Regions from separate parts of the Homo sapiens genome. Here region 1 is linked to region 2. The links are chromatin contacts, found by Hi-C or POLR2A ChIA-PET in ENCODE. All regions are on one chromosome and are shown on one strand. Each heading gives the region's core, a stretch centred on a gene start or an enhancer-like site at or near the end of the contact. The rest is flanking DNA. Distances are from core to core; before and after follow the strand shown.

Region 1 (6,243 bases), core at 2,238-4,737, 160 kb after region 2:
AAAAGAAGAGTCTTATATAGCGTAGTGATTCAGAGCAAGAGCTGGGTTTGAATCCTGGCTCCACCACTCAGTTGCTTTGTGACTTTGAACAAGTCATGTAACCTCCCTGTGCTTTGATATTCCCATCTGTTAAAGGGTAGTAGAAATAGAACCTTTCTCACAACCTTGTTGTAAATGAGGTAACATATGGAAAAACTTAGGACAGGGACGCCAAGTGGACTGAGACCAGAGGCAGAGTGTAACCTGCCATTGAGGTGAGGGAAATGTCACAAAGGCAGTGTTTGATGCTGGTGATGAAGTTTGCCTATGGCAGTAGCACAGCCCTTCCAATCATGTAAGAGTCTGGGAAACTTTCGTGGATGGACTACTGAATATTTTTTTTGGCATCTCCAAGCAGAGAAGGCTTTTATTATAGTGATAGATGGTATAATGAGTGCTTTTAGGATAACAAATCCTCAACAGCTACATAATGTCTTCACCTATAAAGTATTTCACATCCTTTTGTCATTTGATGGCTACTGTGCAAATAATTAGGAACCACAGAGTCAGTGTTCTAGTCATTCATTCAACAAATATTTATGCAACATTTCCTGGAGGAAATAACGGTAAAGGGAATAGGAATGACCTCTGTTCTTATAGAAATTATAGTAGAATGAAGAAAAGAGACACAGTAAGCAGGCAATGATTGTCTAGAGTGCTAAATATTTTACTGGGGGAGGTGTGGAGTACTATGAGTTGCATATAGAAAGTATTCCTCATACATATTTTATATTTTACCATCTGAAATGATATGGTTTGGCTCTGTGTCCCACCCATATCTCATGTCAAATTGTAATCCCCAATGTTGGAGGTGGGGCCTGGTGGGAGGTAACTAAATCATGGGAGTGGTTTCTAATGGTTTAGCACCATCCCCCTAGTGCTGTCTCATGATAGAGTTCTCACAAGATCTGGTTGTTTTAGCACCTCCCCACCACCTCTCCTGCTGGCCATGTGAAGATGGGCCTGTTTCCCCTTTGCCGTCATTGTAAGTTTCCTGAGGCCTCCCCAGAAACAAAAGCCCATACAGCCTGCAGAAGCATGAGCTGATTAAACCTCTTTTCTTTATAAATTACCCAGTCTCAGGTAGTTATCTTTAGCAGTGTGAGAATGAACTAATACGTATGGGGTACTATGAGTTGCTTATAGAAAGTATTCTTGGTATACATTTTATATATTACCTTCTGAAATAAAGTGATCTAAATGGATATCTGGAAGGTAAGTAGGAGTTAGCTAGGATGATGCCTGCAATTTTGCTACAAGTTAAGACTAGCTTAAATAGTGAACTCCTGCTAAAGAGCATCCTACTGCATCAGTAGGATGGGATCTCTGGTATTGGAATTTCATTCCTGATAGCAGAGGATAAGAAAACTGCTAGCTGACTGGGATCCAGAGGTGACTAAATAGGAGTATAGTGAAGCTGACCTTGATAAATCCTCTTAAAAAGTGACCCAGAAAGACAAAAGAACCAGAAGAAGGTGAGATTAAGAGGTGAACTACATCTCTTAGGTTATAAACATGCAGAAAAACAAAGGATGGTATAATAGAAAAAACACAAGTCAGATGACCTACAATCTGATCTTGTCTTAACCATGAACTCCCTTTTAGTGTATGATGTTAGATAATAAATTTTCCCTCTCTGGGACTCTGGCTTGTCCATTTATAAGATATGTGAGTTGGACTGCTTAAAAGGAGACAAGAAGGGGATGCTACAGTACAAGAAGTGAAAGTGGTCAGACATGTAGTTCACAAACATTGCTCTCAAGCCGCAACCTGGCCAAAGCACAGAGGAATTTAGGACCTGACTTTGAGCAGGTGAAGTCATTTGCTATCAATCCTAGGAAGGGAATAAATTTTTCTAGACACAGGGCTCACTTCTCTGGTTATTTATTGCAGGTCTGCAGAGGAAAGCACACTGTGAGTTTACTTAGTTGCTTGTCCCTCTCCTGCACTTGGCACCCTTCTGTTCCCTTCCTTCTATTATAAGGAACTCAGGGTATATGAAAGAATGGTCCTAGAGGAGCACAGCCCAAACCAAAGCTAATTGATTGCTAATGGGAGGTCTCAGTGGGGGAATGATCTTTAGAAAATTGTAGTGGAAATCCTAGTACCTAGCCTTTCTTAGAACAGTACCTCCCTTCTTTTTGAACACTGATCCCCCACTTCAACTATATAGTTCCAGTAGGAGCTGGAAATCACAGAATCTCTCACCCTTGGCACAGGGATGAACATGTCTCTTCCAGCCAGGGCCAAAGAGAAATTTTGCAAATTAGAGGTAAGGGGAAGGGCTCAGTCCCCCTCAGATAGCAAAAGTGTGAGATGGAGCCAGGAGGTATCGGTAGCCACATCCCTTGCAGTGTGGAGGAAGCCAGTCTGTAGTTGGTAGGCTGACAGATGGGGTGTGGTGGGGTGGGAGGTGGGGTGGGGATCGGGGGGAGGACAAGCATGCAATCTACCTTGTGGCATTATTGTGCCTATTTCCAGTTGTCCTGGAGGTCCAGCTATAACTTTACCCTTACTTATATGAAACAATAAATGTGTCTTTTGACATTTTGAGATTTCTACCCTTAGCAACCAAAAAAGTATTGCTTGACCCAAAAATCATTAGTTTTCTGCCGGAGGTGACTACTTAACTATGTTCAGATGTAAGGTCACTCCTGGTCCTGGACCCCTTGTAGTCCAAGTTTCCTGGAATGGCCTATACTTCCCATGTGTTCAATATTTTAATAAGTTTACCAAGTAATACTTCTAAACTACTCCGCATAATGACCCTCTGAGGTGGACAGGGTAGGGTTATCCCTATTTTACATCAAAAATACTGGGGTGAAGTGACTTGCCAACATCGTGTAGTAAGTTAGAGGTAGAGCAAGGACTCAAACCCTGGACATGACTAGTACTCTATTATGACAAGCTCTCTGTCCACTTAGGCAAGAGCGTTGGAATGGCTGAGAATATGTTGCTTATTCATTCAACAAATACCATTGAGCCTGTGCTCGGGCCAAGCGTTCTGGGGCCCAGAGTACAGTGTCAAATGAGACACAGCCTCTGACTCACAAAAGCTGATAATCTAGACTGTGTATACACTAGTAAAAAGGCAATTAGAATAAAGTGTGGTAAATACCATGGTAGATGGAGTCCTTCTGGAACAGATAGGAGGGGCACTAAACCTGTTCTGATAAGAATTAGGAAAGGATTCTCAGCAAGGTCACTGCCAGTCCAGTACCTTTTTGTGAATCAGAGAAAAAAAGAGTGCTCTTTCCTTAAAACACCAACTGCCGGGACATTTTTATAAAAGCATATAAACCTGTAATATATTTTCTGTGATCAGCACACCCTTGGTATGTGCAGCAGGCAACCAGTTCAACTGTGTGTGGCACCCTGCTTCCCAGAGGAAATAACATTGAAGCTGAGATCCAAAGGGTGAGTGTGTGTTAGCAGACAGCCTACCTGTCGGCTCCAGGCCTGTCTGAGAATTGGGTCTGCTGCCAAACATGCCATTATTTATTTAGGCAGCACAGCCCTCCTGTGGCTGCTCCTATGTCCTCACTGACACCACAATCCCTTTTTTCTTTGCTTCAGTCTGGTCTCCCATGGATCCCAGAGGACTCTCTCCCTGCAGGTTATTCAATCTCCCTAGACCTGTTTGTCTACCAGGGACTAGATTAAGAGTTTGTGTTTCTGGACCGTAGCCCTCAGTGGTGCTTAATTCAAAAAGAAACCCCAAGAGAAAACCCGATCCTCTCTGGGAGGGCCCAGCCTAGAGGATAAAGTATCTAAAGGCCTAGGGATTGTACAGCCTTTTCCTGATTGGCTGCTAATTATGTTCTTCTCTTGACTGCAGTTTTTCATTTCGTTTTGGTTTATCTGTGGCATTTTCTGAGCTCAACGAGAGAAATAAATAAGAAGGGAGCATGCAACCCTGTTGTTGTTAGAATCCTAAAATAGTAGGACTGGGGGAAAAAAAAACAGTATGCTCTCCCTTCCCAGCATTCTTATCTAGGTGAAAACAAACTGCGAATGCAGATTTAAAGGGGAGTAGAAACGGCTTTTATAAGAGAAAACTGGAGGAGCGTTCAGGAAAGGACAGAGACAGTTCCATCTCTTTGCTTTAGTGACATTAGGGGTTCATGTGTTGACGGAATGTATATGAAGCTCAGATCTTTTAGAATCAGCTGACAGGTGGAACTATTTTCCTTCCCAACCATCTGCACACTCTGTAAAGATAGAACAGCGTCACGTTTCAATGCACTGGATGTCTTGATCATGAAATTACCTCTACTTTAGAGATGTTACTGGCTCCCATTCCCAGATTCCCCCGCCTGTTGTAATGCTTGCTATGATTAGGTTAGGTTATTAGGTTGTATTATATTATTGCTCCTGAGTTCACAGGAAATTCTTTTTTATCCTTCCCCCGCCAACCCCCCCCCGCCCCGCCGCCCATTTCATACTAGGCTCTTCCAAGATTATTTTAAGGAAGGTTGTTCGATTCCTAGACTGTTCAAATGGAAGAATTTTAGGTGTCTGGCTTAGCTCTGCAGATTACAGCCAAGGAGCACAGGCCCAGAGGGGCATTGAGTGACAAAGGTCAGCTGAGGAGTTAGCAGCAGAGCTTAAGTGTCCTCTCCAATGTTCTTTCTACCACTGACACTATCTCTTTTTTGGCAGGTGATTAGCCTGGGATGAATTCTGGCACGGTTCTGAAAAGCGTGCTGTCTTTCTTCTTCTAGCTACAAATTCCTCTTTTCCAGTTCCTTCCTCTTCTGTCTTTTCTCCTTATATTTTGAATCTCATCCAGCAGCCACAACAGGTGTTGGGCCTGCCTCTCAAAAAATCCTACAGCTTGGCTGGCAGGGTCCTAGGGGTGGAGCATGTCCTTGCACCACCCAGTTGGCTGCCAGATCAATTTCAAGGTCTCTCTGGTAGCCTCCAGGGCCAGTTCTACTAAGAAGCTCCTCCCTCCTTGGAGCATCCAGTGATTGGCATGTAAACTCTTCAAAAGTCTGCTCTGAGCGCCTCGTGTGAGGAATATTTTATTGCAAACTTAAGCTCCCTGAGAATTGTTCTCTCGTACTAAGCTTGACACAGTGTTAATCTATAATGGAGGCTGTTGTTGACAATCATGGTAAGAAAAACTCACTTGTTTACCTGAAACCTTCCCAGACTAGTCCTTTTTCGCTTCGATTGTTCCACTGGTGAGGGTGGGGCTGCTGCTGTGCCAAGTGCAATACTTTTTGTACACTCAACAAAAAATTGTAATAAATGTACATTTGGGGCTCCGTTTGAGCTTAAATTATGTCCACTTTTGGAATTCACACAGGTGTGGGTATTCGTGATATGGCAGCCACCAGGAGTGAGCTGTTCAGGTCTCCCACAGGGAGCCTGCTGGGAGAAGAGCAGTTAGTGGCCGGCCTCAGGCAGCAGCACCTTTGGGCTCTCCTGCAGTGTTTACACCCCGGTTATGCTCACCCTGGCCTTCTCCCTGCCACTGACCAAGCTCTGCAGACGTATGAAAGTCAAGCCATTCCTGCCCAACATGGGACTCCTGTAATGGGCAGTCTCTGCTCTGGGGCTCCTCATCAGCCTGGCTGAGACTTTCTCAGAGCTGCATTGAAACCTGACGCTCCTCCTGCCTGGTCCTTCTTCCTTCCCTCTTTTTTTCGCTGGTGTCAGATCTGCATCACCATCTGAGGCTCCCGCATCTACTCCTGCTCCCTCACAGGCATTCCCCGCCCCAGTACATTTCTGGCACTTCTCACTCCATTTTGGCATCTGCTTCCTGGAGGAACCAATTGGGCATATTCGACCTAGTAGGCCCAACTCACCCAAAGTCCATTTTTTGTGAGGGCTTTGGGTCTCTCCTGGGAGAGAACTCATCTTAAGGAAAGTAAGGAGATAGGCAACATGGATCCAGTAATAGAATCTTCAAAATCAAGGAGGAATGAGCCAACATTTAACATTAGGTTTGTCATACAGATTTGTTTCTTGACCTTGCTGCAGCTCAGGCTTAGGAATTTGTAGAGGGAAACTGGGGTTAGGAAGGAATCAGCAAAATATAGAAGAGCTGCTTTACTGAAAGCAAAGGACATAAATATTACCCATTAGAAACCCATGTGACAAAGTATAGCACGATGGGGAGAGAGAGTTTCCTCACCTCCATGCATTCCATGTAACAGATGCTATGTACTGGGAACTCCAGAAGTGTCCAAG
Region 2 (6,262 bases), core at 348-2,847:
TGCCTAATTACCTATGCATTCCTCATGTTAAGTCTGCCCAGTCCACTTTGTTCTCTACCTCAACAAACTCACAGCATTGAGATACAAAGAGGAATAAGACAAAACCCCTGCCTTCAAAGCTGCTATGGTGTAGAGACATCTGAACAGAGGGACCCGGGTACAGTGGGAAAAGCTTGTGATTTAGAGAAATGTGACGAGTCCCTGATCCTCTGTGATCCTAAGTCAAGTATTTAACCATTAACCTCTCTAAGGGTCAGTGTGTTGTCTATAAAATTGGGATGATAATAATATCTACTTCACAGACTTATAAAGATTGTGAGAGGCAATGCTTATGAAGACACTTTGTGAACTATACATTAGTGTTACTTTTAAACACAGGAAAATCTCTGCTCTACTGCAAGACAAGCCAGGATAGGGCAAAGGCCAAACAGCAGAGTTCAGTCTCTTTTCCTGAATGTCTTGTTGAGGTTCTGACAAAGTGGCAACTTTGGAATCAGAATTTACGTCCCTGGGAAGTGAGAAAGTGCTCCCTAAAGCCAGTGGGTCTCCTGGGGAGACGATAAGGCTCTGAGGGAACAGCCTTGGCATGATATGGAAGACCATTTCTTTGCTCTTTGCTTTTGATGGATTAGTGTGTTCATTCTTTCAAATAGAGTGCAAGCAGAGTGCTATGCCACATGCTCTTAGGTTACAGAGATCCCCAAGACAGAGCTATTGCCTTCTAAGAGCTCATGGATTATGGGGGAAAGGACAAACACAAATATAACTAAGAACAAAGTAAGGTACAGTGAAAAATTGAGAAACAGACTTTAAAGTGCTGGGAAGCACAGAGGAAGGAGAAGTTCATTCCAGTGGGGCACTCAGGTAAGATAGTGACATTTAAGCCAAATTTTGAAGAGTGCATAAAATTTCAATAGATGGAAAAGATGTAGGAGTATTCCAGCCTGAAGAAACAGCATAAGCACAGACATGGAGGTGTGGCAATAAATTATGAATAAGGAGATAGGAAGAAGTAACGGGAGATACAGCTGGAGAAGCAGGCTCAGGGCATGACATAGAAAACTGAAAACACTGTGATATGGAATCTGGACTTTATGGATAATGGGTACTCAGTGAAGGTGTGTGAGCAGGAAAATGATTTGGCAATTAGAAGTTCCCTGGTGACCTTTGGGAGACCAGCTCCAGCGAAGTTGTGAGGACAGAACCAAAAGTCAAAGAGTTGAAGAGTGATGCAAGTGGAGAAAGAAAGTAGTTTCTTGTTCGGAAAAGGGAAGAAAATACCACCTGCTCCCCTGGAAGCAATTAACCCAAGGCTGAATTTTCTCTCTGACACTAGAATATCAGAAAGGTTAGAAAAAGCAATGAGGCTGAGGTCATAGGGACCTTCCATAGGTTAGAGAATAACTACTAATATGAAAGGCCCTTAATGTACCAGACCAAGTAAGTTAAGCCAAATGATTCTGAATCACAGCTTTCATCACTCACCTCCCTTCCCAGACAGCACAAACTGATCTCCATCCTGAGGTCTGGCCTCCCCCCAAGGATGCTGACGTCACTGTCTCACATGTCTTTGGTGGATGTAAGTAAAGGGCTGCAGTGGGGGGTGGGCAGGGCTGGAGGGGTGGGATAAAGCTGGGCTCTCACAGCTGAATCTGCTCCTCTACAGAAGCCATCAGGGCCAGAGTCTATTTGTCCTTCTGGTCTCATTCTTGGCAAGTCATGCTTTCAATATGAGTCAGGAGGTGGGAATGGAATCTTGTAAAGTTAAATTACAAATGTGGACAGGACTGTATCTTCTGGAAAAGCAATCCTGTTTAGGAGAACAACTATAGACATATTTTTTGGTTTAGGGCAGAGGAGCTCTTCCAAGTCTCTCTCGAATGGCCTTCTAGTTAAACCCTCAGATGATCTAACAACCTGGGAAAGGGGAGTGGAAACTTCACCCTCTTAAAAAGAATGTACAGCTATAAACGTGAACTAGGGATTCTCCACCTCTGGAGGTCCCTGAATGGCTGTTGCTGACTGGCAGTCAGCTATGCTACGGCCCGAGGGTGGGCAGCAGGTATGACCAAGGAAGGGCCCTTCTTACCTTTTGCTGATGCGGTACTCCACTTGTAACTGCTTCTCCCCTGATGCCACCACTGACCTCTGTAGCTGGTGGGAAGAATGTAAGACAAAGTCCAAGTGGTTATGATGCAAAAGGAAAGTTTTGTCACTTCCACAGACATATTTCTCTCTTAAGCATCAACATAACAGATGCCAGTTCCTCCTTAATTAGAGGACATTTTGCATGTGGGACTAATTTAGTGACAGCTATCAATCCTGAAAATAAAAGATCATAAGTGACCAAAGATCGTAGAGTTGAAAATAACCTTTAACACTGTGTCTAGTCGACAGTAAGCACTCAATAAAAGTTTGCTGAGTTGAATTTAACTGTTATTTGAATCCCTTTTGTATCTGTAAGACTGTGAGTTAGGTAAGAACAGGGGCTATTTCTCATTCGTCTTTGTTTCCCAGGGTCAGGCACAGGGCCTGACCTATGGTAAGCACTTCGTAAGTGTTTGTCGAATTAAATGAACACCTCCAGCAACAGGAAACTCTCTACACTCAGAGGCAGCCTGCTCCTTTTGAATATTCTAATGAAAGCCTTTCCTTACAGAGAATCAGAGTCTGTTTTTGCTACAACCACTTTTTTAAAAAATTGATATATAATAGTTACAGATGTTGAGGGTACTTGTGAGATTTTCATAGCTGCAACTGCCTTGATTATGAAAAGACAACAACAGTTTTGATAACACTAGTTTAACTAAATGCCTCTCTTTTGTTCTGAATGTCTAGGTATAGCATTTAAATTATTATTATTATTATCTTTAGAGACAGGGTCTTGCTCTGTTGCCCAGGCTGGAGTGCACTAGTACGATCATAGCTCACTACAGCCTCCAACTCCTAGACTCAAGCAATCCTCCCACCTCAGCCTCCCAAATAGCTGGGACCATAGGCACATGCCACCAAACCTGGCTAATTTAAAAAAAAAATGTTTTTGTAGATACGGGGTCTTGTTTTGTTGCCCAGGCTGGTCTTGAACTTCTGGTCTCAAGGGATCCTCCCACCTCGGCCTCCCAAAGTGCTGGGATTACAGGAATGAGCCACCATACCGGGCCTAAATTATTTTTAAATAAAGTGTCTCCTAATTGCAAAATCCAGGGACAGAAAGAGAAATATTATTTATTTATATGAGGGTAAACATGTCTACTTCTGCCTCTGTCATCAGAATGTCAGCTCATGAGGGCAAGGACTTGGCCTTTTTTCAGTGCTGTATCCCCAGGGTCCATTCAACACCTGGTGGTGGAGTAGGTGCTTAGTACTGGTTAAATAAACAAATGAATGAAATAGGGCACTGCCCTTAAAGGTACTCACAGGGCTCAGACCCAGCTCTGGTGCTTCACAGGCAGGCAGAGCAGTGCCTGGGGCAATGAGCTACACAGACAGAAGCTCTTTCCCTTCTCTGAAGCTTCCATAATGTCATTGTCCCTCCTGCTAAACCAGATAGACAGTCTTGGAAAAGCCTCTTCCTTTCCTTGGGCCTGTTTCCCCATCTAAATTCTGCACAGCAAAAGAAACTACCATCAGAGTGAACAGGCAACCTACAAAATGGGAGAAAATTTTTGCAACCTACTCATCTGACAAAGGGCTAATATCCAGAATCTACAATGAACTCAAACAAATTTACAAGAAAAAAACAACCCCATCAAAAAGTGGGCGAAGGACATGAACAGACACTTCTCAAAAGAAGACATTTATGCAGCCAAAAAACACATGAAAAAATGCTCACCATTACTGGCCATCAGAGAAATGCAAATCAAAACCACAATGAGTTACCATCTCACACCAGTTAGAATGGCAATCATTAAAAAGTCAGGAAACAACAGGTGCTGGAGAGGATGTGGAGAAATAGGAACACTTTTACACTGTTGGTGGGACTGTAAACTAGTTCAACCATTGTGGAAGTCAGTGTGGCAATTCCTCAGGGATCTAGAACTAGAAATACCATTTGACCCAGCCATCCCATTACTGGGTATATACCCAAAGGACTACAAATCATGCTGCTATAAAGACACATGCACACGTATGTTTATTGCGGCATTATTCACAATAGCAAAGACTTGGAACCAACCTAAATGTCCAACAATGATAGACTGGATTAAGAAAATGTGGCACATATACACCATGGAATACTATGCAGCCATAAAAAATGATGAGTTCATGTCCTTTGTAGGGACATGGATGAAATTGGAAATCATCATTCTCAGTAAGCTATCACAAGAACAAAAAACCAAACACCACATATTCTCACTCATAGGTGGGAATTGAACAATGAGATCACATGGACACAGGAAGGGGAACATCATACTCTGGGGACTGTTGTGGGGTGGAGGGAGGTGGGAGGGATAGCATTGGGAGATATACCTAATGCTAGATGACGAGTTAGTGGGTGCAGCGCACCAGCATGGCACATGTATACGTATGTAACTAACCTGCACAATGTGCACATGTACCCTAAAACTTAAAGTATAATAATAATAATAATAATAATAATAATAAAAGTTTGGGACAAAAAAATAAAAAATAAATAAAATGCAGCTTATGAACAACATGTGCTTGCGAGTTCCTCTCACATGTGGCTCTACAATCTTAGGAAGCAGGAAATCAGAAGGGGATTGATGTTGCCTCCATCCATTGTCCCTGGTGTCCTGTCCTGAGCCATTTGTAGAGGAGAAACTCATAGAAGAGAGATGCTCCCTTCTGTTCTTTTAGGGCAAAATCAATGGTTTAAAAAAAAAAAACAAAAAAAAACCCTAAGGAATCCCCCCCATCCCAAATTAAGGAGTCACCTTATATTTATTTCCTGTAACAATCATTAATTGTCTACCTACCAGTCACTCGTTTTTTGGAACAAATATTTATTGGTTGTTCTCTGTGCTAAGCACTGTGCTAGGCACTGGAAAAACAATGTTAATCCAGACAATGTCCCTGCCCCTAAGACATCTAATGGGGCCATAATAGGCAAGTATAGAATGCCATGGCAATAGAAAGAGGGACACATAGCCCATTCTTATGAGGGACAGGGAGTCTTTCCAGGATGTCCACAAGACACACTGGAATCATACAGGTGAGAAGTCAAGGGCAGTTCGTTCCAGGCAGACAGAAGAGTGTGCAGCTGGAGCGTCAAGTGCCGGGGGAGATGTGGTAGAAGGGGTTGGCAGCAGCCAGGCCATGGAGACTTGTAAGCACTCAAAGGCAAAAGTGACCCAGTGAAGAGTTTCAGCAAGGGCTTGAGTGGTCAGACCTGACCTTTTAAAGATTTACTCTGGCAGCAATGGGAAGAACATGGGGCAAGGCATTTGCAGAAAGATGATGCCTGCTAGTTTACAGTCTGACTGGGGAGACAGGATGCTGACCCAGGAAACTGTCAGTGATGTCAAACAACACATAAATGGCAGAATACATTTAAAAATTAAGTACCAAACAACCAGTGAGAAAAAGCTTAGAGTTCAGAGGAGGAATAGGTAATTGTATATGGCTCCAAAAAGTGCTCTGAAAAAGAACCAAAGGAGGCCAGAATGATCAGGGCTAGCGGGCCCAGCGAAGGTGCAGGGCTTCAACTGAGTCTTCAAAGATGGGCAGGATGTGGTGAGAGAGAGAAGTGATGAGTGAGTGTGCTTTGGGAAAGGGACAGTGACTAGGAAGCAGAGATATTCAACACAAGCCACTGAGGCATCTGTCTTCAGTTCCCATGGGGAAGCCACTACCATGTCAGTCCAGGGCTGATTCCTGGGAGAGCCACAGACCAGACAGGCATCAGCAGCCCCAGAGAGACACTTCTAGGGGAAGGAAGTGTGCCAAGATCTGTGCATGCTAAATGGACGACATGGCCATGAACATTTAAATCAACGTCTCTGGGTGGGTCACTTCTCCCGTTACCATGGCAACAGGGCTGTTATAAGGAAAAAGCAGCTGCTGGCCAAAAGCTACTACTGCTGGCTCACTGCAAAGCTGAACCTGTTTGCTCCAATTCACCAGTGGGGCTTAATTATCTCAAAAAGCTTCTGTGCAAAGATTCTAGACTTTCCTGGAGGGGCTTTTAGATGAAATGATGATTGCCCCTCTTCTCCCTCCAATCCATGTCTGCTGTTACAGTCTTCCTTAAAAATCAGACATGATCATGCAACTCTCCCATTAAAACTGTCCAACAGCTCTCCTG

What was found. A loop is a pair of places that touch in the nucleus more often than their neighbours do. ChIA-PET counts read pairs that join two places held with the same protein, here RNA polymerase II (POLR2A).
Region 1: a loop to region 2 is called in a map of GM11168, with 2.7 times the contacts of the local background. The contact joins two enhancer-like sites. A Hi-C loop is called at or near these places in 5 of 168 maps with a recorded cell type or tissue (GM11168, KBM-7, mammary epithelial cell and 2 more) and 1 of 37 single-sample maps with no recorded cell type. POLR2A ChIA-PET finds 5 or more read pairs at or near these places in 1 of 52 experiments (AG04450).

The regions. Positions count from the first base shown.
Region 1 is chr11:74,439,729-74,445,971 of GRCh38, forward strand. No RefSeq gene overlaps it. Among named protein-coding and RNA genes, the nearest start is that of KCNE3, 25 kb to the right of the region's middle. Within about 2 kb of position 3,488, at least 10 of the 41 ENCODE cell types and tissues checked have a DNase peak (open chromatin) inside an H3K27ac peak, as active enhancers do; they include transverse colon, where a contact is called at or near this core.
Region 2 is chr11:74,277,299-74,283,560 of GRCh38, forward strand. P4HA3 (prolyl 4-hydroxylase subunit alpha 3) reads right to left here. Exons shown (of 13, transcript NM_182904.5): 8 at 2,090-2,154. Among named protein-coding and RNA genes, the nearest start is that of P4HA3-AS1, 31 kb to the right of the region's middle. Within about 2 kb of position 1,598, at least 9 of the 41 ENCODE cell types and tissues checked have a DNase peak (open chromatin) inside an H3K27ac peak, as active enhancers do; they include transverse colon, where a contact is called at or near this core.